Regions from separate parts of the Homo sapiens genome. Here region 2 is linked to region 1. Evidence: chromatin loops called from intact Hi-C (ENCODE). Cell type or tissue: heart left ventricle. All regions are shown on one strand. Links, peaks and the distances in the headings refer to the core of each region. The heading gives the core; the rest is flanking DNA. Region 1 holds the start of DEUP1 (deuterosome assembly protein 1). Region 2 holds the start of SMCO4 (single-pass membrane protein with coiled-coil domains 4).

The links. Peaks named below come from ENCODE experiments on the same cell type or tissue, not always from the same donor. Only the 100,000 strongest peaks of a DNase experiment are listed, where the experiment ranks them.
Region 2: it touches region 1 in a loop (2.9-fold over the local background); 6 of 110 quality-filtered maps call a loop at or near these places.

Annotation. Positions count from the first base shown.
Region 1 is chr11:93,318,464-93,332,045 of GRCh38, reverse strand. It overlaps DEUP1 (deuterosome assembly protein 1), which reads right to left and starts at 1,304. Exons shown (of 14, transcript NM_181645.4): 1 at 1,274-1,304. RefSeq lists an enhancer at 1,164-1,665. In heart left ventricle, for the core only: no CTCF peak of the experiment used is centred there; DNase peaks (open chromatin) are centred at 1,138 and 1,495; H3K4me3 peaks cover 1,111 bases; H3K27me3 peaks cover 1,086 bases.
Region 2 is chr11:93,542,102-93,557,001 of GRCh38, reverse strand. SMCO4 (single-pass membrane protein with coiled-coil domains 4) reads left to right here and starts at 13,611. Exons shown (of 3, transcript NM_020179.3): 1 at 13,611-13,726. It also overlaps the pseudogene RN7SL223P. RefSeq lists silencers at 13,411-13,540, 13,701-13,750, 13,881-14,120. In heart left ventricle, for the core only: no CTCF peak of the experiment used is centred there; no DNase peak of the experiment used is centred there.

The DNA.
Region 1 (13,582 bases), core at 1-2,500:
TTTTTGAGACGGAGTCTAGCTCTGTGGCCCAGGCTGGAGTGCAGAGGCACGATCTCAGCTCACTGCAACCTCTGCCTCCCAGGTTCTAGCGATTCTCCCACCTCAGCCTCCTGAGTAGCTGGGACAGGCAATCGCCACCATGCCCGGCTAATTTTTGTATTTTTAGTAGGGACGGGGTTTCGCATGTTGATCAGGCTGGTCTCGAACTCCTGACCTCGTGATCCACCCACCTCGGCCTCCCAAACTTGAGTTTTTTGTTTAGCGACCCCTATGCATTTACGATATTGACTTAGTGATTTATTGAAATATGTGGTACGGACTAAAATGAGCATCCATTTACTACTTATTGAATAATAGCTTGTACTACGTTGTTCGCAAACGGCTCAGTACATGAGAATGAGTAAAACAGAATTCCCATTAAAAGAGAAATTCTAGCCAGATGTTCTCAAACTTTCTATTCTTGTGGTTCCCCTAAAGGTGTGCCTTTATTTGAGTACATTCTTTCTTTGGCCCTATCTGGGTTTTGTTAGGATGACTATAACTATGAGATTTAGGACAAAAAGGCTAAGAATGCCTTTAAAAAGAAATCTTGAAATTCTTCAATGGCTCTATGGGCACTGGCTCACCTCTTGACAAAATAGGGATGTTAGCATTTGCCTAAAGTAAAAAAAAAAAAAAAGTTTTTCTCAGTAACACAATTTTAGTTAAAAAATAATCTATGACGATAACTGGAGAAAGTATTGAAAAGGACTTCAACTCCTCCGAATCACTGAATAAAAGTCAATTAAAGAACATTCAAGGAGGTAGAAAGAGGAGGAAGATTCGAGCTCACATCACTTCCAAATCGAAGAGTTTTAAGAGAGACCCTGGAATTAAGAGAGACAGAGCGGAGAGGAGCAGGGATGGTGAAGGAAAACTTGACCAGAAGGAGCAGACCAATAAATGGTTTTGTAGATTCTCAAATATCTCACTTAAACGTCAGGGAAACTGAGGCACAGACAAGTTAAGTGGCTTGCCCAAGGCCACACAACTGAAGCCCAGTCCTTCTAACTTAGGGCGCAGCTCTGCTCTGGATTTGCAAGCGCGGGCCTCCCCTCCCAGCCTCTGTCCCCGCGCCACGCGCCCCTCCAGGACCCGCGCTCGGTTCAAGCCCAGCCTCCCGCAGAGCGGCCGCCCTTTTGGGGTTCCCCTGTCCCGCTCGAGGACCCGCGCAGCCTGGCCTTTGGGTGAGGGTCAGGGGCGAGGCGGGGCCGGGAAGGCCAGGAGCCATTACCTGCGCTGCGCCGCGCTCGCCCGAGAGGTCTGAGGCGAGGGCGCAGGACCGCGTATGTCACCTCCCGCCCCGCCAGGCCCGCCCCAAGGGGCCCCGCCACCCGCCGCCGCGCTCCCGCCGCCTGGGCCCTCCCGCCGCGCGACCAACGAGGCAGTTGGGCCTCTCCCTCCCCGCGCGCGGCGCCGCCGCGTGTTGCCATGGGGACGTCGCGGCCCGAACTCGTGGCCGTCGGAGTGGGGGATGGGCGCGGCGGCGGCGGCAGGCGCTGCCCTGTGCGGCTCCTCGGCTGCCTCCAACCTCACCCCGCGCGAGCGCGACCTCGCTGTCCCGCAGTTATACGTCCAGTGCCCCCTCTATTCTGGGTCCTTTCCTCTTTGTAGTCCCACTGCCTACCCCAAGGCTGGGCACCCAAGCTGCAGCCCGGAAATACTTGTTGAATGAATGAACCAAATAGATCACGAAGGAACTGTAAACCGCTGGGGAGTTCATCATCCAGGTTCCTTAAATCCCCTTGGCCCTCTTTCCTCTTACCCAAATTTGAAGTGGCATGAAAAAGAAATAAACTTCGGGTAAAGAGAACTGCTTTTATCTCCGTTCACCCTAGCGTCTTCCAGCTGGGAGGAGCTGGATTTCACCGCTCAGCCCCTGGTTCCTGTGGTGATAACAGCATCAGCTTGTACCTGACTTTCCCGTCAAGCGCGATGGGTCCTTAAAACACTGCCAGTCAGGCGAACGGACAGTGTTGCCTCCCTTCAGGGAGAAGAGAATAGCTTCTAAGAGGAGAAGCTGGAACGAAACTCAACGGGACTGATTCCAGATTCTTTCCTTTTTCCACCAAATTCCAAGAGTCATTGATGACAGATTTTCTGTCTCCATTTCATAGAGGAAATAATAGGAAAGAATATATGTTTTCCAACTGACATCTTGAGTGATTTGTTTTAAGCACTTGAATTTTGTATTTGATTTATTTTAACCAAATAATTCCTTCCTAACACATGGAGTCGACTACTTAATTCTTAAAGTCTTTTATTTGCACTTTACTTTCATCACTTTAACGCTAATTTGCTACTTTAATATTCTATGAATTTAATGCGCACCCACATCCCTCCGTCCAGGTCCCATCTGAATTTTATAAAACCATTATGCTGTTTCTTGACAAATTGAGCTTCATAGATGAATTGTATACGGTCACCTGGGATATCAGTTCTAACAGGTGTTTCATAGCTCTCATGTTTGCATGAAGAGAGTGACTGTGTTATCTTAACTTGAAACTTTTCATTATTCTGAAAACGCGTATATTCTTTATTCTTATCTGAATTGAATGGGTCAATGTATTTTTTCTAACCCAAGGAAGGGAAAATGGAACTAGGAACGAAATTTAATGAAATCTCAGGATGCCCAAGATCACTAAGGCTATGTAACATTGCTAAGTGCTTCCATGTTCATTATTTCTTTAGAGGCTCAGAAATACACTCAGCAAGTGTATCAGGTGTTATTAATAGCTTCTTTCAGAAGATTAGGAAACCCAGGCTTAGAGAGAATGAAGGATATGTCCATGGATTTGTCCATGGATTTGCACTTGAAATGGATGATACATCAAGATGTAAACCTAGATCATCTTACTCCAAATCCAGTGTTCTCCAAACATTAAGGTTGAGTCGGTTTCTTTAGCAGTCAGGATCTTCCTTAGCAAACTGTAGGTTTAATGTTTTCCTTTTTTTTTTTTTTTTTGAGACGGAGTCTCGCTCTGTTGCCCAGGCTGGAGTGCAGTGGTGCCATCTCGGCTCACTGCAAGCTCCGCCTCCTGGGTTCACGCCATTCTTCTGCCTCAGCCTCCCGAGTAGCTGGGACTACAGGCACCCGCCACCACGCCCGGCTAATTTTTTGTATTTTTAGAAGAGACGGGGTTTCACCGTGTTAGCCAGGATGGTCTCGAACTCCTGACCTCGTGATCCACCCGGCTCGGCCTCCCAAAGTGCTGGGATTACAGGAGTCAGCCACCGCGCCCGGCCAGGTTTCATGTTTTCACATAGAAGAATAGGTGCAGGGGAATGCTTGCAAAAACATTTAAGAAGACACATACTATAATGGATTTTAGGAAAATTTAAATATAGAATAGGAACATCCCATTCAATTTAATACGAATAAAGGTTTTCATTTCAGGATGAGAGTTAAGATTTAAAATGCAAATACCTGTTCCCTACCCTGCTAGTAAGAAGTAACAGTAAAGACTTGAATTCACCTTGAAATGTCCTTATTATTAGATATTTTCAGGTAAGTTTGTTTTGAAAGGGATGAGACCAGGAAAGCTCCAGTCTAAAGGAGAGGAAGAGTGTGGCCAGGGTGGAAATCTTCCTAAACAGGGTTAGTGAGAGTTGACAAGAGAGCTTAGTCATGAAAGAAAATTGGAGGACATGGCAAAATGAGGATAAGATAAAATGTAACCGGAAATGGTCAAAGGAGAATATAGGGGGCATAAATGGATGAAGAATAAGGATGACCTTTGGAAGAAAAGCTAAGGGACCAATTATAGGGAATAAATAATAAAGCAATAGGCTAAACCTTTAAAATTTAAAAACCTTCATAACAAAATCATTTCATGGGAAAATTTATAATAGCAATATAGTAAATGAATGTGCAACTTTAGCATATGCGTGGCTATATAAAATAACTTCATGTCTGTCTTTGTATCAACAAGGAAATATTTATTTTTATATTTTTTAAAAAGCAAGTTTAAAAATTATATATATTCATTATAATTTTAAAAACTAAGTATACCATTATGCATAGAACATACCTTAAAAATTTTTTTAAAACAATTATGATGAAATAATCATAGAATTGTAAGAAACTGTAGAGGAGATACAGTCTAACCCAGGGGTCCCCAACCCCTGGGCTGCATACTGGTACTGGCCAGTGGCCTGTTAGGAACCTGGCCACACAGCAGGAGGTGAGCAGCGGGCAAGCATTACGGCCTGAGCTTTGCCTCCTGTCAGATCAGTGGTGGCATTAGATTCTCATAGAAGCGCGAATCCTATTGTGAACTGCACATGCCAGGGATCTAGTTTGTGCACTCCTTATGAGAATTTAATGCCTGATGATCTGACATGGAACAGTTTCATCCTGAAACCATACCCCCTGGTGCCAAAAAGGTTGGGGACTGCTGGTCTAACCTCTTCATTTTGGATGTGAAGAAACTCAGATCCAAAGAGTTATAATTATTTGATTAGTCTCATTGTTAGTTAATGGCAAACATTTTCAAAGGAATTTTCTGGAGATGCTTAATACACATTCTAGTTGAGAAAATAACCATTCAGCAGGAAGAGATTCAGTATTTAGAACTAAGATCACCTAGAGCAGCACTGTCCAATGGAAATATAATGCAAGCCACTTGTATAATTTTAAATATTCTAGTAGTCAAATTTTAAAAAGTAAAAAACAGATAAAGTTTATTTTAATAACACATTTATTTCATCTAATATATCTAAAATATCATTTTAACACCTAGTCAATATAAAAATTATTGAGATATTTTATATATTTTTTGCATAGTTTTTACTTAAAGCTGAATCAGTTCATTCTGGCCACATGTAGGTGCTTCATAGTCACACATGACTGGTGGCTATCATATTGGACAGGGAAGCTGGAGAACATGGGTGCCTGGTCAATGTCCTAAAGCTCTTCATTAAAGTGTGAAGGGCAATGCAAAGAGAGAGATTCTTAATTATTTGGGGGTGATTTGAGAGAGATTTTGAAAATGTCCTACCTCAGTATCCTTACCAACCTGCTCTGGGCTGCGATAGGCATTAGACGTCTGAAGAGAAATACATAAATTTGAGCCCTTAACCAGGCAGCATGAGGCCTTTCATTGTGTCATGCCTGCTAGGCCTGTCAATCATCACTATCAGGGCTGCTTCTCCTCCTGATGGGACTTTAGAAGCGCCAGGTTTCACTTGAGGATCAGAAAACAAAGCCAAATTCTTTGAAAAAATGGCTATTATGATTTCTAAAATTCTCTACTTTTACTTTTTATGGACTTTTAGAGTTTCGACACTGTGGTTTTGAAAATGTCATCCTTTTTCAGATATTAAGGGGAGCTAAAGGAGAAAGATTTTTGTATAGTCGTGAGCTAAAGTTTTAAAGATGTAATACTTATTTCCTGGAGCCATTCATGACTAGGACAATGTTGAAGTGAAAGGGCCCTAATGGGAAAAACAAATTTGTAACCAGAGAGGAAAGTTGGGCCTGCCTGCTTAATGGCCTCTTTTCACTTGGGTCAACTTCTTCTCTGAGCTCAACTCTGCAGAAACCTTTCGGGTCACTAGCTAATATGATGGAAATTACTGGGTCAAAATATAGGAAAAGACATGAACCTAGAGAAGTGAGCCCAGCACTTAAGGCTGCTTTCAAAGGCATTTGATGCTCTGGAAGAAACAGCTGCAAAACTGAGCAGCCGTTTGATAGTCTTGTGAAAAAAAGGGGCAGAAGACAAAGCCTGGGCTCAATAAATAAATAAACATCCCCTGTCTTTAAGCTGGGGCTCCAGATGACTTTACCCTCAGGAAAATGGTGAGGTGGAAATAAATCGGTACTCCTACTGACTCACAGCCAGCTTGCAATCATCTGTAATTTGGGACAACCTCCATCTTTGAACTCAGAATAGGGTCATACTAGACTGGTAGGTTAAGATACCTGGAAGAAGCAAGCAGGAATTTTCCTAGAAATAACTTCTCAAATACAAAGGCCAGAACAAAAAGAAAAATAGAAATTCTAAAACTAGAAAAAAATTACTAATAACCAAAAATAAGAACACAACAGATATGAATAATGATAGATTTGGTACAGGTGAAGGGATAACCTGTGAATTGGAAAACAGAACAGAAAAAAGTATCCAGATTGAAAAATAATAAAATATTTTATTATGAAGTTTTTTATAACTTTGGTACTTATTAATAGAATTATTTGTTGTTATGAAAGTAAAAATAGATAATATATGTGCAAGTATTTAATACATGCCCTAGCACATAGGAAGAACTCAAAAAGTATTTGTTGAATTTGAAATTTAAAAAAATTAATTTGTTGATTTTGCAGGTAATCTCTGTCATCTTATATAACTTCCATTTCTTTGCCAAAATTTTCAAGCTTCTCTTTTACTTTTTTATTTCAACTTTTAAAGCATATTAATAAGAATTTTCTATTTTATTTTGCGTGTTATGATTCCAGTCTCTAAAATATTTTGGATATATTACTGCTAGCTCTTACTCATGTTGTCTTTTTTCTTGTGTGGGTTTATAATTTTTAACTATGAGATACTTTTGAGGGGAAGCTTTATTTCTGGGACATCTTTGAGGCCAGGATGGAGGCTGAATTTTTTGATTTTGCATTTTCTTATGAGAATTGTCTGGGGGTATCACCAACTCTAAACTACTTTACATTAATTTTTTTTACAGGAGCTTTTCCAGACAACACAGGTAATATGATGAATGAAAAATAAGTGTTAGAGTCAGCTTATGATACAAATTTCCAAAACTTTTTTTTTCCTTTTCTTAGTTTTTCTTCACCCAGTGCCAAAGTCAAAATAGGCATGTTTTCTACTGTTGAATTTTTCTGCCTTTTTAAAAAAAATCAGCTTTTTATTTTAGAACAGTTTTAGATTTACATAAAATTATTAGCATAGTACAGAGGGCTCCCATCTACCCCACATCCAGTAGCCTCTATTATTAACATCTTACATTAGTCTGGTCTATTTGTTACAATTAATAAACTGATACTGATAATATTAACCAAAATTAATACTTTATTCAGATTTTCTTGGTTTTTACCTAATGTCCTTTCAGTTGCAGGACACCACACTAAATAGTGGTCATGTCTCCTTAGGCACTTTTTGGCTGTGACAGTTTCCAAGAGTTTTGTAATGATCTTGGCAGTTTTGAAGAGAGCTGTTAGGTACTTTATGGAATGTCCCTTAATTGAAATTTGTCTGCAGTTTTTCTCATGATTAGATTGGAAGGAAACTCACAGAAATTAACTGCCATTTTCATCACATTGTATCAAGGGTACATACTATCAACTTGATTTATGACTGTTGATGTTGACCTTGATCATCGGGTTGAGATGGTGTTTGTCAGCTCTCTCCGGTGTAAAGTTACTCTTTCCCCCACTTCCATACTGTACTTTTTGAATGGAAGTCATTGTGTGCAGCACACGCTTCAGGGGTAGGGAGTTATGCTCTGCCTTCCAAAGGGTAAAGTGTATATATCAATTATTTGGAATTCTGCATGGAAGATTTGTCTCATCTCCCACATTTATTTATATCAGTATGGACACATGGATATTTATTGTATACTTTGAATTATAATCCAAGGCTACTTTGTTTGAGAAAATAAACAAATTTAGTTTCTCATATTATTCCAGCTGTGGTCATTGGGAGCTCTTCCAGTTGGCTCCCATGTTCCTTTGACATACCTCATCATTGTGGGATTTTTGGTTTTGAGAACTTCATTACTTTCTATCATTATAGGATGTCCCAGTCTCATCTTGTATATGTATATTTCCTGCTCCTGCAATCAGCTCTGTCTTCAGGGAGCACTTATTAACAATGAATTATAAACCAGTACCTGGGCACTAGGAACACTCCTTGCGACTTGATTATTCTTGTTCCTAAACCCTCTCAGCTGACAGAACAAGGAAATATATTTGTGTAATACTGACCTTTGTATATACAAATAACTGTAAGTATTTCTATATGTAACCATTTGTATCTAAACAGACATGAGTTTATCTAAGCTAAAAGGACATGAGTTCACACTGTTATCTCCAACTCTGTTACACAGATTGTTCTAGCTTCTTCCCCTTACTTATCTGTAAATTCCTACTCCAATGGTAAAAAAGTGGCTTCCCATGATCTTCCATCCATTTACTTAACTGCACAACTGCTGTATAGGTGTATAACACTAACAGAATTGTTAACCTGTACCATATGGAACAGGACATTATCAATTAGAGTACAGTGCATATATATAGTAAATTTTGCCTTTAGCCTCAATAGATTTCACTCATTTCCAAAGTTACTTAAATCAGTACCTTTTCCGTCTTCCTCTTTTAGTGAAGTTGTTTTACAAATCTGTAATACAGTTAGGATGTTTTGTCACATTCTCCATTCTCTTTTGGGATCTTCTGGCCTCCTAAATATTTTTTAAATTTGCATACACTAAGGTTCACGATTTGAGACTCATTTACTTTTTTTTTTTTTTTTTTTTGAGACAGGGTCTTGGTCTATTGCCCAGGCTGGAGTACAGTGGCATGATCTCAGCTCACTGCAGTCTTGACCTCCTGGGCTCAGGCAATCCTCCCACCTCGGCCTCCTGAGTAACTGAGACCACAGGCATATGCCACCATGCTCAGCTGATTTGTTTATTTTCTGTTGAGACAGGTCTCTCTGTGATGACCAGGCTGGTCTTGAACTTCTGAGTTCAAGTGAATCTCCTGCCTCAGCCTCCCAAAGTTTTGGGATTATAGGTGTGAGCCACTGTGCCTGATCTTATTTACTTTTACAGTGAAGGTAGGCTTTTGGAATCCCAGTTTTATGCAGAAGTCTGTTGAAATCTTCACCTGGGCTGGTCTTGGGCCCTATGTCTTATTATCCTTCTGCACGTAGCCACCACAGTGTAAGCAGAAACACTCAGAGCAAAAGTTTCTTTTAGCATTCACTCCCTTGTTGGGGTTCCTCTTCTCACTTCTCACATAACTTAGGTTATGAAATCTATTGATTCTATTATTTCATTCAAACTCAGTAAGATATTTACATTTTTATAATGTTTTATTTGTTTCAATTAGATTGTTCAGCGTATCTAATCAAACATGCTACCAGAATTGGAAGTCCTTTTTACATTATTTAATTTTTAAAAAATATTTCATTATCTATAAACATCTTTTAAGTTTCCTCAGCTCTTTATTTTTGGAAACAAAATGGGGAAATTATGAATGAGTTAAATAAATAATGATTCAAGATCAGATTCCATCTGTTATAAATAGTGATGTTCGAGAAAAATTAAAGAATACAATATAGCCACTTATAAAATAAGAGAACATGTCTTTAAAATACATTTAGAACAAGAGTTTTGTATTAGGAAATTCAACTGTTATTTTTGTTGTTATTATTTAATTTTACTGAAATGACTTCCATGAATTGAGAATTAATTTCTGTATATCTCTGAGTGTCATGTTTTCTGGTTACCCTATAAACAATGTTAATATGCAGTTGGCTGAATAAAATTGAGCTAGGAATATATGAGCAAATACTTCAAACAAATATTAATAAATAAACATTCTGTCATTACCTTGAGACTGCGGCACCTGTTTTAGAGAGATACCAATGTTTTACCCATTTTAGTGTCAGCCTTCAATGATCAGGTGGAACAACATGCAGGCTGAAGAAAAATGACTCTCAGTGTCCTCATTACTTAGGTTTGTGCTGTAAGACCACTCGTCATGTTGCCACCATTATGCCTTTTTTTTTGTTTTTGGTATAAAGCATGTTAGCATTGTTGCTGCTGCTGTTGAATATATGTGGTAATACCTATTATAAAACATTATTCTAGGACACATCTGAGGAACATGAGCTTGCCACATACAGTAGAAAATAACAACAACAATTTTTTCTTTTCCTTTTCCCAGACTAAGATTATAAAACTCTTAGACATGTTTCAGTTGCTTACACATGAAACCTAGTTCATAATGTCCTCACATACAGTAGCATTTATTCCCCATATGGTTGCACTTCAAAATGCAATGATTTTGTAAAAACCTTGTTAGAAAACAACTTTTGATAATTTTGGGGAGTTATCTTCTCTAAAGAGTAAATTTACATCATTCTGTTGGAACATTTCAGAATGTCACCTGAAAAGGATACCTATCTTCAGTCTGAGGTGACCTCAACACCCAGAAACCCAGATTATCTCTGAAAGTGTGTAAATTGCTTTGTAAAGAAGGCATCAGTCTAATTATCACAGTGTTGTGTTAAAATCCACCATGCAGTCCTATTTCTGAACTGACTGGGAGAAATTCCTCAGCTTGACGTAAATCCTCAGATGATAGAGAGCAATCATTGTGAGAAGAAACCACATTCCCTTTTCTTTCTCTTTTCATGATTAAATGTTTCAATTGCATTTTCTTATTTTAACTAGGTATCAGTCACTTGCCCGTTGATAGCTGAATTAAGTTTGTAAACCATGAAGGAAAGGAAAATGTTTTTTCATCTTACTTAATCTTTTTTTTCATTCCAGTACTGATTGAAAAAAGAATCAATAGCAGTAAGCCCTCCCAGGCAGGAAAAAATATTTAATTTCATTTTACATCTTTTAAAATTGTGAATATTTTTCTTTTCTTGAATCTTCCTCTTTTTTTTGAACATACAATATGAGAAAACAACTCTACAAATGATTTATTTCTAAGAAAGCCAGCTGAGCATTGTAGAAAGAATGTGGACTTTGCATTCAGACAACAAGAATTTGAATCCCAAATCTGCCTTTTAATAGCTAAATGAGTATGGCTAATTTATTTGCCCTCATCAAAAATTAGTTCCCTTGTTTCTACAGTGGGAATAGCAATACTTACAGGACTGTAGTAAAGATTAAATTAGGTCAGTTATGTATATAACACACCTATCAGGTAGCGTCATTATTGTTATTGCTATTATTACTATTATTTATTATATAACTATTCTGTTGTTTTAAAAAATATTCAGAGAGAATAAGTATATGGCTTCCTTTAGAAACAAATTAGCCAGAACAAGTTGTAACGATAAAGAGCTTACCCAGAAGACACTTGAATGGTATATATTGAATAGTGATAAAGGGGAAGTGAAAAGATAATTAAATTAATTGATTGCTAAAGTATTTTTGCCCAGTTAAAAGTCAAAACTAGGGGGTTAAGTGAAGACTTTCTGCATGTCTGAATTTTATATATTCACTCATTCATTTATTCAAAACTGCATATTTATGTAACATTAACTATATGCTAGGCATTGTGAAAGAAGAAAGATCAAGGGTTAGGAGCATGCAAAGAGAATTTCATCTAAATAATTATAGTACTTTTTTCAAACCACAAACATACAAAAAGATGTTCACTGCCACCAATAGTTAAATAATATAAATTAATAAAATTATAAGATACTTTCTCTTATAGGATTGCAAAAAATTAGAAAGACTAGTAACATTTAAAATTGGCAAAGATACAGGCATACTCTCATCCACTGTTTGGAGGTGTGTAAATTATTACAATTATTTTTGGCAATATTTGAGTAATTTGAAAATATTTATCTAAATTTAAAATGTGCATAGCTAGCAATTCTAAGAATTTATCTTACAGAAATAATATCATGGGAACATAAAGATATCTTTAGATCTAAAGATATCTTTAGAACATAATGATATATTTTCTCTTTAGGGACAGAGAGGGAGCCAGAGAGGTTTACTGCAGTATTGTTTATAATCACATAAAAGGGAAGGAGGAGTGCAACAGAATAGTATATTCCTATATTTACACTCACATGTCTGTTGGCAGAGGACCTTAGTCCCTTACAACATGGACCTCTCTATAGGGCTAATTGAGCATACTTATGCCATGGCAACTGACTTCTTGCAGAGAAAGTCATGTAAAAGAGAGAAAGATATATGCTGCCCCCACAAAAAAATAATAAGTAATAAGTATGTGAGGTAATGCATATGTTAATTAGCTTAATTTAGCCATTCTACAATATATACATATTTAAAAACATGTTGTACATGGTAAATACATACAATTTTTATTTGTAGTTTAAAAACTAATTAAAAACAAGAAAGCTGCAATACCTTTTATGACCTAGTCTCAGAAGTCACACAATATCATTTCTACAATATTCTGTCAATTAGCACTGAATCCCCAAATCCAGTCTAAGCTCAAGAGGTGGCAAATTAGGCTTCAGTTTTTGGAGGGAGAAGTGTTGAATAATCTGTGGACATATTTTAAAACTATTCCTCTTTGTCCTCTGGCTACAAATTATTTACATTCTTCATACATGGAAAATATATTCACCCTCTTCCATACCAACTCCCAGTGCCAGGTCTTAATCTTTTACAACATCAGCTAAAAGTCTAGAAATTTGCCATCTTAATCAGACCTAAATGTGAATGCGGCTTCTCTAGTGTTTTTTAAGTGCAGCTCCTTGAGTACAGTGCCTTTTAACTCAAGGCCTGTGGGTTTAAGAGACAAGTTACCCACATACTCATCCAACATGCATAAGATAACTGTAGACAATCCTGTTCAAATAGTGGAAAAATGGGAAGCCTAAAGCAATCACTGGTCCATAGCAATTCTGAAATCCACCCAGGCACATGTTCAATGTTTCTTGATTCTAACTCAAGGAACTTCCTAGGAATGGTTCTCCATGGCTCTTGGCTGTATCCTTTGGTTTATTGGTTCTCTCCTCTGATTAATCTTTCCTTCCTCTTGAAAGATAGACTGTTTTGGAGCTGTGCCGTTTTCTCAGGAAAACTTTGGAATTTCAAATACCTCTTTTCATTGTGTACTATCTCTGTTCCCTTCAGTCTAAGCTGATGGCATTTCTGTCAATATCATTATTCTTAGAAACTTTCTGAATCCCCTATGAACCTTATTTGAGCTCACTTCATTAGACAAAAGTCATACCCCAAAATATTTTCAAGGAAAGTTATTCTCTACTTTGGGCTTCTGCTGAACTGTGGAAGGACAATACCCTTAAGCTTGTTCAAAGCTCTGTTGTTTCACTGAGTGGTTCTCAGAGGCACCATCTTACATCTTTCTGAGGTTGTAAACAAAGTATTTTGCAGCCACACTCTCATCTTCATCTCTGGAACATATCTTTCCATCAGTGCCCTGAATTTGATTTTTGCTGGGAAGCCATGACTTTATTTTAGGTTTGTTTGCCATCTAGAGATGGTGGAGATTTTCAAAACTATCAAGTAATGGCTTCTCACATTTAGCAATTCTTCTTTTAGTTTATCTCCTTCCTCTCACATTCAGTATCAAGAAGAAACCAGGTGAAATATTCAGCACTTTGCCTGGCTATCTCCTTGGGAAGATCACTCAGTTCATTGGATATATTTTCTACTTTCCACATTACCACAGGTAATAGTATTGCAAAATTTCTGCCACTATATCCTAAGGATCCCTTTTCTTCAGGTTCCAATAAACTTTTTCTAACTTTTCTTTTAGCTTTTACCTTTAGCCTTCCTATAGCCATCAGGCTTCTATTAACAGTTTCATTAGGCTTTTTCTAATACTCTCCCTTAA
Region 2 (14,900 bases), core at 8,090-10,589, 220 kb before region 1:
ACTACAGCACAGATCTCCTGGGCTCAAGCAATCCTCCTGCCCCACCTCTGGAGTAGCTTAGTCTACAGGTGCACAGCACTGTGGCTGGCTCTGCAGATTTTATTTCATGCTTGAGGCACAAAAATCTTTTACAAGGCTATCACAACTAGCTAGATTCAGAGATTGCCAGTGGGTGGAATGAAGCCCAAGATGTGTTTTTTTCACCAGCATAGTATACATTTTTTAAACAAAATTATATACTTAGGACATAAAACCCCAGGTAGACTTAATCCTTACCACTCCCGCTTGTCTCTTTACCAGCTTTACTCATTTATTTGTTCATAATACCTTCTGATTCTTTGAAGGCATTTGAACATCTGAGCTTGCAACTATTCCTCTTTGGAATCATACACCCTCTTTCTTTTCTGCCTTGGCCTGGGGTTGGCTGTATGGTCTTGGGAGGATCCTTTCTTATTCCCAATGCCTTGATTCAAATGCTCAAGTTACTCTATGAATTGCCTCTTTCTTTAACCTCCTTCGTGAACCCTCTTAGGTCTTCAAAAGATAGAGGACTTTGGAAAACAAAGTCCTAGAGATATTACTGATTAATCCCTGATTTCTTCCCTGCCACATCCCTGAAAAAATAAGGCACTTTTGGAAGTTGTGGGAGAAGACGTGGTAGAAAAAAAGAGAAGAAAACATAAATTTTGTTGCAAAATATTAGCTAACCACATCATCTAAAACAGAGAAAAACTAAAATGTGAGGAATTTTGAACACAGAAGGAAAGAAGAAAACATTATAAGTTCAAAGGGACATGGTTGGGAACCTCTGGAGTCTTACAGTATCTGTCAAATTACATGATGCAGGCAACAGTGCTTTTCATCTGTGTCCCCCATCCCAAAGCCCCTGTCCTTTCCTGTGAGCGCTTAATACCACTGAACCCCCTTCTCCTGCCAAAACAGTCCACATACTACCCTCTTGGCAGCTGTCACACACCTGGAGATAGGACACAACCTGCTCATTCTCTGAATAAGCTCCATACTTCATTGCCATGACTTTTCCCAAAGTCCCTGTCTGAAAAAAACAATGTCATTAGACATGTAAAAGGAAAAAAGAACCTTCTTCATCCTCCAGCTGGAAAGGAAGCAGGCTGCATCTAGGGGAGATGATGCAGCAGGGAAGGAGCCCTGTGCAAGGCGGGGCTCTCTTGTGCAGGGCGGCCTGGAGAGGATGACTGGGAGCCCCGTGAGACTTGTGTAGGGAATGTGGCAGGAGACAGGGGAGAAGTACAGAAACTGGGAAAAAGGATCAATGCTTTGGCCTGAAAAAAATCAATCTCTTGCTGATTGAGAGAATCAAGCGGTTTTGATCTCTCAATCCTACAGGGTACTTGTAGCAAATACAAAAGGAATAAGACACAATTCCTGTCCTCAGGGAGTTTAGTTTTTACTGGAGGAGGCCAGACACACACTCCACACCAGGCAATACCTGGATATGTTCAAGGAGTAGTGGCGTAATAAGTGGAAATTCAGAGGATGGGGAGAGAACTGGGGTCTAAGAAAGCTTTTTGGAGAAGGGGAGACTTGAGCCAAACCTTGAGGAATGGGTGGGATTTGGAATGCAGAAAGGGGAGGCCCTTAGGTGGAGGGGCCCTGTGGGCAAGGTGTGACAGTCAGGGGACAGTGAGTAGGGGGCCTGCCTGGCTGACACAAAGGAGTGAGTGGTAGAGAAAATGTTGGAAAGGAAGGAGAAATAGAAATGTGGTGAAAGCTTGACCAGTTGTGTGACTTTATATGATCTTTTGCCTTAGTGTCTTCATCCCTAAATGGCCATAATAAGCCTAGTCGTGGTTTTCATGAAGTTAAATGGGGTGCTTGATATGAAAGCTTTCTATTGTGTGGGGCTTCAAAAAAAGGTCAGTTCTTGCTTTCCCGACTGAGGCACTTGGACACTATCCTGTAGGCTATGTGGTGCCAGCAGGGTTCGTGAGCAGGAAAAGGAACTTCAAAAGCCTGGCAGAGAGAGAACGATGGAGGAGGATATGAGAGGGGCCGGTGGACAGCCAATCCAATCCTGCTGTGTTGGAGGCTGGCGAGCTCTAATGGGATATGCTGAGGTCCTGGGTGGGGTCTATTACCAGAATGGGAAGCCCTTCAGTCATCTTTCAGATCCTGGTTGAGGCCGTGAGATCGTGCTTGAAATCTTTTCCTAAAAGCTCCACAGAGCCAGCAGGCAGTAGGGGGCTGCCAACCCCCAGACCCTCAAGTGGGAGCGGACTCTGGGATAGAAAGTGAGGGACTCTACCCTCCCTTATAAATCATTATTGCCAGCCAGTCTTCAGTCTGGCTGAAATTTAGTGGGTATATTAAAAATGCATCCAGGCACAATAAAGCCTAGTTTGGGGTTTAAAATATAGCTTGTCAGATGAGTATTTAGTGGTGTGTTTTAATATGCATAAGTGCAAACCGGAATTTAATATGTAGGCTAAAGTACACATTAGCAATTTCGTAAGTGATCTCAAATTGCAGCGTACAGAAGCAACTTGATGGGAGGGTGGGTTGAGGGGGAAAAAGGGAAATAGAATACCGTTAAACTTTGGGATTATTTTTTTCTTTATTCCCCTAAGTAGGACTTTACATAATTCCCAGGTGAATTTGTTATGGAGTTGCCTTTTATTTATTTATTTCTTATTTGTTTTTGTTTTATTGAGCTAATGAATGCTAATTCGTAGAACATAAAATTAGCTTTTTTGCCATATGTAATTCATTACCATCCAGTACCATCACAGTGCTGTTCCATCATCACCTCTATCAATTTCCAACACATTTTCATCACCCCAAAAGGAAATCCTGTACCCATTATGGGGTCAATCCCCCCATTAAGCTGTCACTCCCTGTTTCCCCCTCGCTGCAGGCCCTTGCAACCACCAATCTGCTTTCTGCCTCTCTGGATCCACCTATTCTGGATCTCTCTCTCTTTCTCTCTCTTTTTGCTCTTGTTTTGTCCTATGGTTTGTATAAGTTTGTGTTTTTCTGGACTTAGGCAATGCCTGCTGCTTTGGAAGTATTCAGAAGTTGCAATGCTGGGAACCAAGATGTCAGGTTATTGAAAGGAGAGGAACTACCAGATAGAACCTGGCTTTGTAGAGCAAATAAAGGTAAGGCTAGGAGGCTTGGTCCTACCAAGATTTTCCTAAGAGGGCTAGTGACTTTTTGGTATTATAGGCTTGGCAGTCTGATGAAGCCCTTGGACTACTTAGAATAATGTTTTGAAGAAACTAAAGCATACAGATTACCAAGGAAACCAGTTATGTTAAGATGCAGCTTTAAAATATTAAAGTATCTGGTGATCAAGTAATATATATGCTTCTTTATTAACACATTGAATAACAAGATCTAGCTTGGGTCTACTAACACTGTAATTTTAAAGCAGTGAAAGGTGTAAATTATGTTTTGAGATCTGCAACACTGTAACATGATATGAAAATATCTGATTTCTACTGGTAGCAAATTCATGGGAATTGCTAATAATACTGTGGTTTGTTACCAACATTCATAAATAAGCAACCATGAATGGAAGTTAGTACAAACAAAGATATAATTTTTGCCCATCTGAGTTTATACACAGACTTATTAAGAACTCCTGCTCTGGGATCAATTGTTTCTAATCCATTTTCAGCCATAGACCCCTTTGAGAATCTGATCAAAGCTGCCTGTAGACCATCTCACTGGGAAAATAAACTCATCAGCAGATATAAAAATTATATCTTATCTGTTGAACCCTGACACCCACCCATGAACCATGTCCAAGTCTCTGGACCTCAGATTAAGAACTTCAGTTTTAGATGTACTATCAGCAAAAAGCACTGTCCCATTTAGAATTCTTTGCCTGTAAATAACAGAAATGGACTTTGGAACCATGTGGTTTTAGAGGCTTTTTGTAGCAGAAGCTCTGGACAGTCTTGTCTACATCCCATGCCTGGAATGAGTAAGCTCCATCTGTGGCCAGGCCTTTGACGTTCTGGTCACTGTTGACACATCTGAATAGTCTAGCTTGGGTAGGGTGTCCCTCAATCCCTTCACTAGGGGAAAGTTGCACACCTTGATGAAATAACCCAGCAGGCTGTATATAATAAGGAAGAATAATTTCCTAAAAGGAATTTGAGGCACTATTACAAAAAAAAAATTAAATTGATGTGGACATGAGGTAGGCAAAAGAGAAAACAAAGTCCTGTTAAAAGTAATAATGTGGGCCAGGTGCGGTGGCTCACGCCTGTAATCCCAGCACTTTGGGAGGCTGAGGCAGGTGGATCACCTGAGGTTAGGACTTTGGGACCAGCCTAAACGACATGGTGAAACCCTGTCTCTACTAAAAATACAAAAATTAGCCGGGCTTGTTAGCGGGTGCCTGTAATCCCAGCTACTCAGGAGGCTGAGGCAGGAGAATCGCTTGAACCCGGGAGACAGAGGTTGCAGTGAGCCGAGATCACGCCATTGTACTACAGCCTGGGGAACAGATCGAGACTCTGTCTCAAAAATAATAATAATAATAATAATAATAATAATAATAATAATAATAACGTGGCTGGGCACGGTGGCCTACGCCTGTAATCCCAGCACTTTGGGAGGCCGAGGTGGGTGGATCACCTGAGGCTGGGAGTTTGAAACCAGCCTGGCCAACAGGGTGAAACCCCATCTCTACTAAAAATACAAAAATTAGCTGGCTGTGGTGGTGCATGCCTGTAATCCCAATTACTTGGAAGGCTTGAACCCTGGAGGAGGAGATTGCAGTGAGCCGAGATTGTGCCACTGCACTTCAGCCTGAGCGACAGAGTGAAACTGTGTCTCAAAAAAAAAAAAAAAAAAAAAAGTAGTGATGAGTACTGACTTTTTTTTAAATTATAAAACATACTTTTTGGAAACATTTTAGTGTTTCCAAAGTCAGAATATGGCTCTATGGCTCTCAATATATGTAAACATTGAAAGCAGCCATTTTTCACCCCTCAAAAAGTAAACTGTTGTTCAATGACTGTTGCATCTTAGAGTTGAGGAGTCTCAGAACCTAGGAATTGTGTCCTTAACAAAGTCAATCAAAGCGATACCAGATGGATTCCTTCAAGTTTCAGGAAGTACTTCTACACCAATGCTCTTCATACCATTTTCTTTCCATCTCTGCACTTCTAAATCATGCTTACTTTGCCTAATTTGGCTCTTATTTCACATCAGATGTTTAGTACACTACTAAATGCTGAAAATTCAATCCCATTAAACAGGTGTTTGTTGAATGGTGGCTATGAATCAAGTTCTCTTGTAGACACTATGAGCATTAAAAAAGGAGAGTTAGATAGAGCCATCCGCTCTCCAGGCACTGACAGTTTAGGTGCAGAGACTGCATATGCACAGGAACTAGCAAAATACTCACCTGGAGTAAAATACTCACCTAAGTGCTGCAGCTGAGGGGAGTCAGGAATTCAGAGAGCAGAGTGTGGGTTGGATAGAGAAGGAAGCCCCTGTGGAAGAAGCTGGGGACTCCCTGTCTTGCCTCTGCACCTCTGGGGAGACAGGGCCCCAAGACTCCTCTCTGAAAGCAATGATGCACCGAGAAGTTGCACTTCTTGTCCTGATCATTGTCCGAGACATAGAGAAGCCTTGGGTGAGGAGGACCACGTCCCCAGGAGGTTCCTCACTGGGCCAATACCTGTTCATCTCTTTGGTCAAACTTTCAGATCACTTCCAGAAAGGTCTTCTCTGACCTTTCAATATAAAACTTGTTCTCTTTATAAAACTTTCTCATAGAACCTTGTTCTTTCTCTTCAGCACGCTTAACATCATTTGTAAAATTTGTAATTATATACATTTTTTCTCTCCACTGATCTGTGAGTTTCTCTAGGGAAGGAAAGGAGTATATGTCTTTTTTGCTTTTATATTCACACAACTCGATAAATTGCCTGCATGTACTAGGTGTTCCGTAAATACATGTGAAGTGATTGAAGAGTTAAGTATAGACTAGAAACGTTCTCATTGCTTTCTGATAAAGATGAAGCTCCCTTGGGGAAAAAGACATAGTTGATAGGAAACACCTTTGATGTTAAAAAATGTGCCAGACCAAAAGGTACAGCTGGTATATGAGTCACTAATGAAGATCTTGTGGTTATAGGTTTGAAAGTTAAGGTAATTAAGTGTTATTTTTTACTTTGGGATTTAAAAATGATAGTGGGCTATTTACAGCCTATGGAATAAAAGTGGAGCTCCCCTGCTCCCTTCTAAACACACCAACAGTTCCATTTTTGTTTTTTCTTCTCTGCCACATACTTTCCCTGAAAAAATAAAATAAAAATAAAAATAAAAAAAATTCAGGGTCTCACTGTCACCCAGGCTGGAGTGCAATGGTGCGATAACAGCTCACTGTAGCCTCAAATTCCTGAGCTCAAGTGCTCCTCCTGCCTCAGCCCCCCAAGTAGCTGGGACTACCAGGGTGTGCCACCACGCCTGGCTATTTTTATTTTTTAATTTTTTAAAATTTTTTGTAGAGATGCGGTTTCACCATGTTGCCCAGGCTGATCTCGAACTCCTGAGCTCAAGCGGTCCTCCTACCTCAGTCTCCCAAATTGTTGGGATTACAGGCATGAGGCACCATGCCTGGCCGAGTTCCACCTTTAATGATACACCCTGGGGAGTTGTGATTTTAGTGTGGTCTTACTTTCTCAAGCAAAACCCCCCAAAATTCTGAAAGGAGTTAGAAGAGCATGAAGACAGGCATGTTAATGACGCTCTTATTTCTTTTGAAATAGAAACTTGACATTTGCCAGCAGGGAGAAAGTTGTGGAGAAATTTAAAGGGTTCACTGGTGTTCTTGGCTTGAGAGCATGCTTTGGTTGCCGGCAGCAGGGGTAGAGTAGGAATTCCTTCCCATTCTTTAGCTAGAGACTTAAATTTCAGAAAACAGGGCAGTAAGCATGAAGATTTGGGTTGAACTTTTCAGTAGCGCTCTGGTGCTTTTTTCAAACGAAAGCAGAGATCTTAAAACTTTTCCTTATATGGGATTTCACAGCTTTATGAAAATGGGCATGCTTACTTAATTTCCAAGAATAGGTATAATTTTGTTTGAAGTCTTTAAAAGAATTACTACCAGTGAGAAAAAGACATTTTTATTATAACACTTGATACTTACATAAATGTACAGGACTTCAAGCTCTACGGCTTCTTAAATCCAAGAAGCTGGTAGTTTTCCCTCTTAACTTAGGGAGGGTAAGTTTTACCTCTTGGCCAAACATGATGGTTTGTGTCTGTAATCACAGCACTTCGGGAGGCTGAGGTGGAAGGATCACTTGAGCCCAGGAGTTCAAGAACAGCCTGGGCAACATAGTGAGACCTTGTCTCAACATAAAAAAAAAAAAAATAAATAAATTAGTTAAGCATGGTGGTGCATGCCTGTGGTCCAAGCTACTGGGGAGGCTGAGGCAGGAGGATCGTTTGAGCCCAGGAGGTTGAAGCTGCAGTGAGATGTGATTGTGCCACTGCACTCCAGCCTGGGCAACAGAGTGAGACCCTGACTCAAAAAAATTTTTTTTACCTCTTTCCTAGTTCTAGAAAAGTCTTTCCATAATGTTGGCTTCTGGGAATTCATATCAGATTTAACTTCAGGTAACACCAATCAAGCACCTGAACTATGACCAAAGAGGTTAAGGTTAATTAAGTATTTGAACTTTGTATTTAACCAGGCTTGGGGTGAATTGCTTAAACGTTCTAAGTCTTATTTTCCTTCTTTGTAAAACAGGGATTAAGAACAATATCTCCTCTTAGGGTTAAGTAGCTCCCCTACGGTGGAAGAGTGTTGGGGACACCCAAGGACTCTCCCTGCCATAAGTACACACACATGCATGTGAGTGTACACACACACTCATGGCCACTGACCATAAGGCAGGGGAATAGAGTCTCAGGGCAGGAAAACTAAGGACTTCCTAGAAGCAAATCAAACGGAAAAACCCCAACTTTCTACGACCAAGTAAATAACTCTGTAACTCTACTTCAGCTATGACAGGAAATAACCTCTTCATACGCATAGAGTGTACACCAAATAAATAACTTTGCAACTTCACTTCAGCCTCTTTATTTATGCAGGGTATACACCAAGTAACCAGTGGGAAACCTCTAGAGGGTATTTAAGCCCCAGAAAATTCTGTACCCAGGGCCCTTGAGCCACCTGCTTGAGGCTGTTCCCACCCTGTAGAGTTTCATTTTCAATAAATTTCTGCTTTTGTTGCTTCACTCTTTCCTTGCTTTGTTTGTGTGTTTTCTCCAGTTCTTTGTTCAAATGTTCGAAATGCCAAGAACCTGGACCCTCCACTGGTAACAACCAGACCTCAAGTCCAGGTCTTCCTTGTGGACAGGACAGAACCAAGGCCCAGCTCCCTCCTGACCCACAGCCACAGATGTGATTCTGGCAGTGAAGTCCCCTTAACCCCATGTTTTAACCACTGGAGTTAAATGACTGCCAAGTAGGTATGAGGCAGAAAAGGAAACAGGCTACATGATTAAAACATGAGAAACAACAAAACAACAACAGTTGATTTTCTGATGGGTCTGAAGCCTTTGCAGGGATTGTCCAGGTCTCTGAGATTATAAAGTGAGAATTTCTGAGGCTTTCAGATTTCATAGACCAAAACCATTACAAAAACATTTTGGGAGTGGGAATGGAAACTGAGGCTGTCAACTTTTTATTTTGCCAAAAAATGACCAAAACAAAAAACCCACATCCAAATGATTACAAATATAATAATCATTGATACAAGAATTGCATACATTTAGCTTTACATTGCTCTGATTACTCTCATTTTACCTCTGAGTTGTGAAAAACCTGTCTGTGGATTTGCAGCCATCGGCAGATAACTCTGGAACTTCTGCTACAGAGAATGCACAGCCAGGCATGAACAGGGGCCAAGGGAGTAGGTTTATGAACATACATTCCTGACCTCAGCTCCTGGCAGCTGCAGTCAGGCAGCAGTTTTGAGGGTTCCTACTTCTGCAAACATTCTGAGACATGCAGACCACCATTCTAGGCCTCCCCCTCTTACTTCATTACTTGCATAATTTATCCCTCAAGGACAGTACAGCATAGCACAACACATGGCTTATCTCTGATGCACAAGGTTGTGTTTCTTCATTTATCCTGCACACGAGTCTTTGTCCTCCCCACAGCATCACAAAGGGACCCAGCAGAGAGAATCTTCCACAGCCTACACTCATTATATTCTCTTTGTCTTTTCTCCTTCTTCCTACAAAGTTAATATCACATGGATTAAGTCAGAAGACTCACAAGGCTTATATTATTCATTCATTTGTTTGCTCATTTATTGATTGATTTAATACATATTTATTGAGTTCCTGTATGCACCAGGCTCCATGCTAGGTATTGAAGGTATAGTAGTGGGCAAGCAAACGCAGTCCCTTTTCTCGTGGAGGGAGAATTCGAGAGACACAAACACATGAGAATATGTAACTATAAAAATATGATGAGAACAGTGAAAAAAACAAGGAGTGTCATGAAAGCGTGCAACAGATGGGGTGGTTAAGAAAAGCTTCTCTGAGAAGACGACATTTAAGGCAAGGCCCGAGAGATTATGTAGTGGACATTCACTGGTTTTGTTATCCTTGATCAACTTTCCCTTCTTTGGTAACAATGCCCTGATGATTATGTTTGGAGGCTTTCATTCAAGGTGTCCTGTTCTTCTCTGGCTGAGGGTAGGCATGTGGCCAAGCTAACCAAGGCTGACGTTCTTCTAGGGTTTGGAATCTTGAGTGGAGTGATGCAAAAACAGAAAAACCAGAGTGGCTTGTTCCACTGGTTGAGCCTCAACAAGGTGTCTGTTAGGAATCAAATCTCCATAAGATTCCTGAGCTGTTTGGTCTTTGAGCTTTCCAAAACTTGGCTGAAGAGACTGAGAGCTACCTCTATGTGCACCAAATTTTTTTGTTTACATTATTTCCCAAATAATGTACCACAGAACTCTAATGGGTTCTGGAAAGCGGGATTTAGCAAAGTGAAGAGTTTGGGAAAGAGCACGTCAGTGGAAGGAACAGCATGTGGAAGGGGCTTTCTGTGAAGAAGAGAAGAGCTTGCTGGTTTGGGGAACAGAAAGAAAGCCAGTTGGGCAAAGTGTGCTGAGTGAGGGGCAGAACAGTACCAATATCTCTGTAGGGGCAAGCTGCACCAGACCTCATGGGGCCATGTATAATCGTTTAGATTTTATCACCAGCACATAGGAAAGTTACAGACATATTTTGAGCATGGGAAGAATATTTTAAATAGCAAAAATGTCACAAAGGAAAAACAGAAGAGTTCAACTAACAGCGTAAAGAACTGTGAATTGGTCATCCCAGTTCTGCTCTGAGCCAGCTCCAGGACCTTGGATATTTGTAAGGCTCTGATGATTTCTCTTAGCCCCAGTTTTCTCATCTGTAAAATGAGGTGGTGGGTTAGATGATCTCTAACTCCATCTCTGATGTTTCGTGATCTATGATAAAACCATGCCAATAAATGTAATTGTCATTAAGGAGCTTACAATCAAGTGGGAGAGATAAACACACCTAACCTCTATGATACCTGCTGTTGATGTTCCAGGGAGTTCTAACGTTTAAAGCTTTTGGTAGCTTACAAGCTGATTTTGCCAGCCCATTGTTATGTTGACTGCCAAAGGATTTTAAACAGTACTAGGCTCAGTAACCAATTCAATGAAGAACTTTCAAAGAGGGTATTTACATGAAGTGTGATGCTCTGCTAAGCTTAGATTTAGTGACTTCAACTGAATGCTTCATAACAGAAAACGCTAGCAAGAGTACTGATTCTTGGGTGAATTTCATCTAGAACTTGTAACTGCAGGAGTGCCTGTGAGTGATCTGTGTGTCAGTTATCTATTACTGTATAACAAACCACCCTAACACTTAGTGATTTGAAACAACCACCATTTTATTTCTCACAATTCCTGGGTTGGCTGGACTATTTTTGGCTGGCTTTCCCTGGAGCTCACTCATGTGGCTGAGAGCTGGTGGGCTGCATAGCTGGGACAGCAAGGCTTTCTCTTCTCAGGGTCTTTCCTCTTCAAGGAGTTGGACCAGGTTTCTTCATGGCAGTCTCAGGATAGCATTTCAAGAAAGCAAGGAGCAAGGCACAAGTGCACATCGAAAGCCCCTGCTTGTGTCATATTTGTTCATGTCCCAGTAGCTAAAGGAAGTCACAAGGCCAACTCCAGGGTCAACGTGGGAGGGAGCTACAGAAGGACAACTCAGTAGGGGTGATTCATTAGAAGCCATTAGTGTAAAATGTGTAAACTTTTCCTCTGAGACTTGCATTGCAAGATACACAACTCTAACCTATAAAGGATGACACTTTCTTTTTCTTTTCTCTCTCTCTCTCTTTTTTTTTTTTTTTTTTTTTGAGACAGAGTTTCACTCTTGTTGCCCAGGCTGGAGTGCAGTGGCATGATCTCAGCTCACTACAACCTCCGCCTTCTGGGTTCAGGTGATTCTCCTGCCTCAGGCCTCCCAAGTAGCTGGGATTATAGGTGCCTGCCACCACGCCCAGCTAGTTTTTGTATTTTCAGTAGAGACGGGGTTCATCGTGTTGGCCAGGTTGATCCCGAACTCCTGACCTCAGGTGATCCACCCACCTCGGCCTCCCAAAGTGCAGGGATTACAGGGGTAAGCCACCACGCCCAGCCAAGGATGGCACTTTCACAGACACAATATCTATGTTATTACTACTATAAGGGAGCATGTGGAGTCACCTTATTAAGGGACTGAGTCCTACATCAGTGGCTCTGCTTGCCTCATAAAATTATTCATTAATTTTTAGCAGTGGCCTTGGGAAGTTGTGTACATAATATTTAGAGGAAAATGGCATTTACAATGATAATGAATTAAAGCAATTCACACGGCAGTACCACTGCCCCAATTTAAACCTTGAGGCTTGCTAATTTCATATTTAGCTGCATCCCATATGCTCCCAATCCCTCTGCCCTAGTGTGGAGCTACAGCTCAAACTCCTTTGAAGGTAGGAAACTTACCTCACACACGCGTGTTCCCCTCATTCTTTCAGCGCATAGAACACTAAAAAGATGCTCCTTAAATACATGCTAAATAAACTGATCAATAGTTGCCTTTTATTAAATATCTTTGTGTTTCAGGTATTTCCTTATTTCCTTCACAGACCGGATCATGAATGATCTCCCAATGTGACAAGGTCTTATTCTCCACAGTTTACCGTTGAGGGGACTGAGGTGCAGAAAGCCCAAGGTGTATGCAGCCCAATCCCCTCTGATCCCACTCTACTGCATTGCTGCCTTTTGTACGCAGCAGGAAGGACACTTCCTGTAAAAATGAAAAAAAAAGCCTTAAGTTGTTTGAGAGAGGGTCAGGAAGAAAACAGGAAGAGCCAGTAGACTGCAGGTGCTTTCAAAGGGCTCCCTGTCTTTGACATCCCTAAAATAAAAACTTGTTAATTAAGAGATTGGCCACAGAAATCCAGGTGGAAAACCTGCAGAAGAGTGGGTTCCACAATTCTTCAAAACAGAACAAAAAAACCCCAAGACTTGTTATATTTTTACCGGTGGAGGGGAAGAGGTTACAGGAGTGGCCTTGCTCCCCGGGCTGGCCTTGCTGAGCAGGTGACAATACCACACATATAAAGGTTTTAAGGTGAAAAGGTAGTCAATATTTTACATTTCGAAGATAGTTTTTAAAATCACCTACTGCATCAGTAGTAATACAACAATAACTACCATTTACATACCACCGCACACATCGGGGCTGCGTAAAGAACTTTATAGTGCACCATCTCAATTAATTCTCACAACTCTGTGAAGTAGGTTTTATTATTCTTAATTTATAGACGTGTTCACTGTGGGCCAGGGAGATGAGCTTTCCCGCGATTGCCCAGCTTTTAAGAGGTAGATCTCAAACCTAAACGTGTTTGACCAAAAGCCCTGAATAACATTTAGCCGTGGGCCTCTTGCGGATTTGGCGCTGGTCCGAGGTGGGGAATTGTGAATCTCATTTATTTATGCTGAGCTGCGCACACATATGCACGTGTAAGTTACAAAAAACAAATCCAGGTCAGGATCTCTGTCCGCTTGAGGTTTCAAAGCCTACTTGGGTAGACAGCGGTAAAAGTCTCAACTCATTCATCTACTCGTTTGCTCTCTTCACAAGTATTTATTGCGCACTTCAGTATTCCAGACAGGGCGCTAACCTTGCCCTGGAGGAGAGAATGGTGAACACAACAGACATGGCGTTTGCCTCCAACTATCCCCTTTCCGATTCTGCTATCTCACGGGCGAGGCGTTCAAAGAAGCAGGAAATATATCAACAAGGGGGTGACTTAAGCACCCGCTGCGCGGGAGCCGGAGGAAGCGCGCTGAGCCTGCAGAGGTGGTCAGGGCGAACTTCCTGGAGGCAGCGGCAGCAGCAGGCCGGGCGAGAACCCAGGTCGCTCGGAAGCGACAGTCTGAGCCGGGAACGGGGAAGAGGGGGCGGGAGCCGAGGCCCGGGCGGGGGCAGCCAGCGAGTTAGGGTTAGGACGGGAGGATTCGGCTTCCCGGCGGCAGAGGGCGCCTGGCGCTGCGGTCTGGCGCGCCAGAGTCGCCCGCGCGGGCGCCGAGAGGAGAGGCGAGGCGGGGAGCGCAAGCGGCGGCGGCCACTGCCACGTATTCCCGGCAGTGGTGGCGGCGGCGGCGGCGGCGCCCGCGGGCAGGTGGGCTGGGAGCGGCGCGGCGGCGGCGGCGGCGGGGCGGGCGAGCCGGCGGGCGGGCGCGGGGCACGGGGCACCGGGCACCGGGCGGGGGTGCGGCGCCGGGACAGTACGGTTCCCGCCACGCCGGCTCCGCCTCCGCGCAGTGCTGCTGACCCAGGCCTGGGCGCCCGGCGGGTCCCGAGCGCAACTCGTGCGGGCGGGGTTGGGGGCCCGAGGGACTCGAGCTCGCCTGCCCGTCGCGGCTCGAGACGCTGCATCCCGGTTGCTGCGGGGCGGGGGCTGGGAAAAGTTGGGGCGGACCGCGAGCCCGCGGGGCCGGGCGGGAAGTGCGGGTGCGGGGCGGACTCAGGGGCCGGGGGACGCAGTGCAAAGGGCTTGGGCCGGGGCGGCCGGGAGGGCCCCGTATGGGAAGGTGGGAAACGCGGGTCCTTTGAGGACGCCGAGAAAGGGGTGCGCTCAGGGTCTCTGGGAGTGGACAAGAGTCCGGCGGCGGACCTTGCGGGTGAGAAGGGTCGGCGCCTGGGGGTCGGGGAGTAGAGGTGAGGCGGGGGCGGGATAGAGCCTTCCTCCTCCCCCGTTCTTTCGGGACCGACCCTGAGACCCGGGGCAGGCTCCGAGCTGGGTACGCCTCTGGCATCTGAAGACCCAGTGGGGAGTTCCTGTACGGGGTGGGTGGAGGAGGGAGCTGAGCGTTGCTTCCTCTGCTGCTGGGGCCGACTACCGCCCCTCCCCAGCGGCCAGATTCACCTCAGACTGCAGTGCTTTTGCCCTGAGGAAGTTGAGGAGGGACAGCTGAGCGGATGAGATGTTTGGGGTGTTCCAAGATGAGTGGGATTAGGCTGCATGATATCATAACTATCTCCGGGAGCTGTCAGAAAACACTCCCATGTCCTCATACACCCACCCATCCACTCATCCAGTCAGTACTGCCAAGCTCCAGGCTCCCTTGCTCTTTAAGTGACACCTCTAGATCCCCAGAGCCCAACAGCGCATCTGCTCACAGCCTCGAGGGTGGCAAGGGTGGAAGACATGGCCTGCTAGTGTCTGCGTAGGTTGGTGCTTTCAGAAACAAGTGGTTCTGGAGGTGCTGGATGCTTTATTAGAACAACCTGTGTGGAGCCCGTTGACAATGCAGATGACTCATGTTGGCTTTTTTTTTTTCCCCTTTACAAAT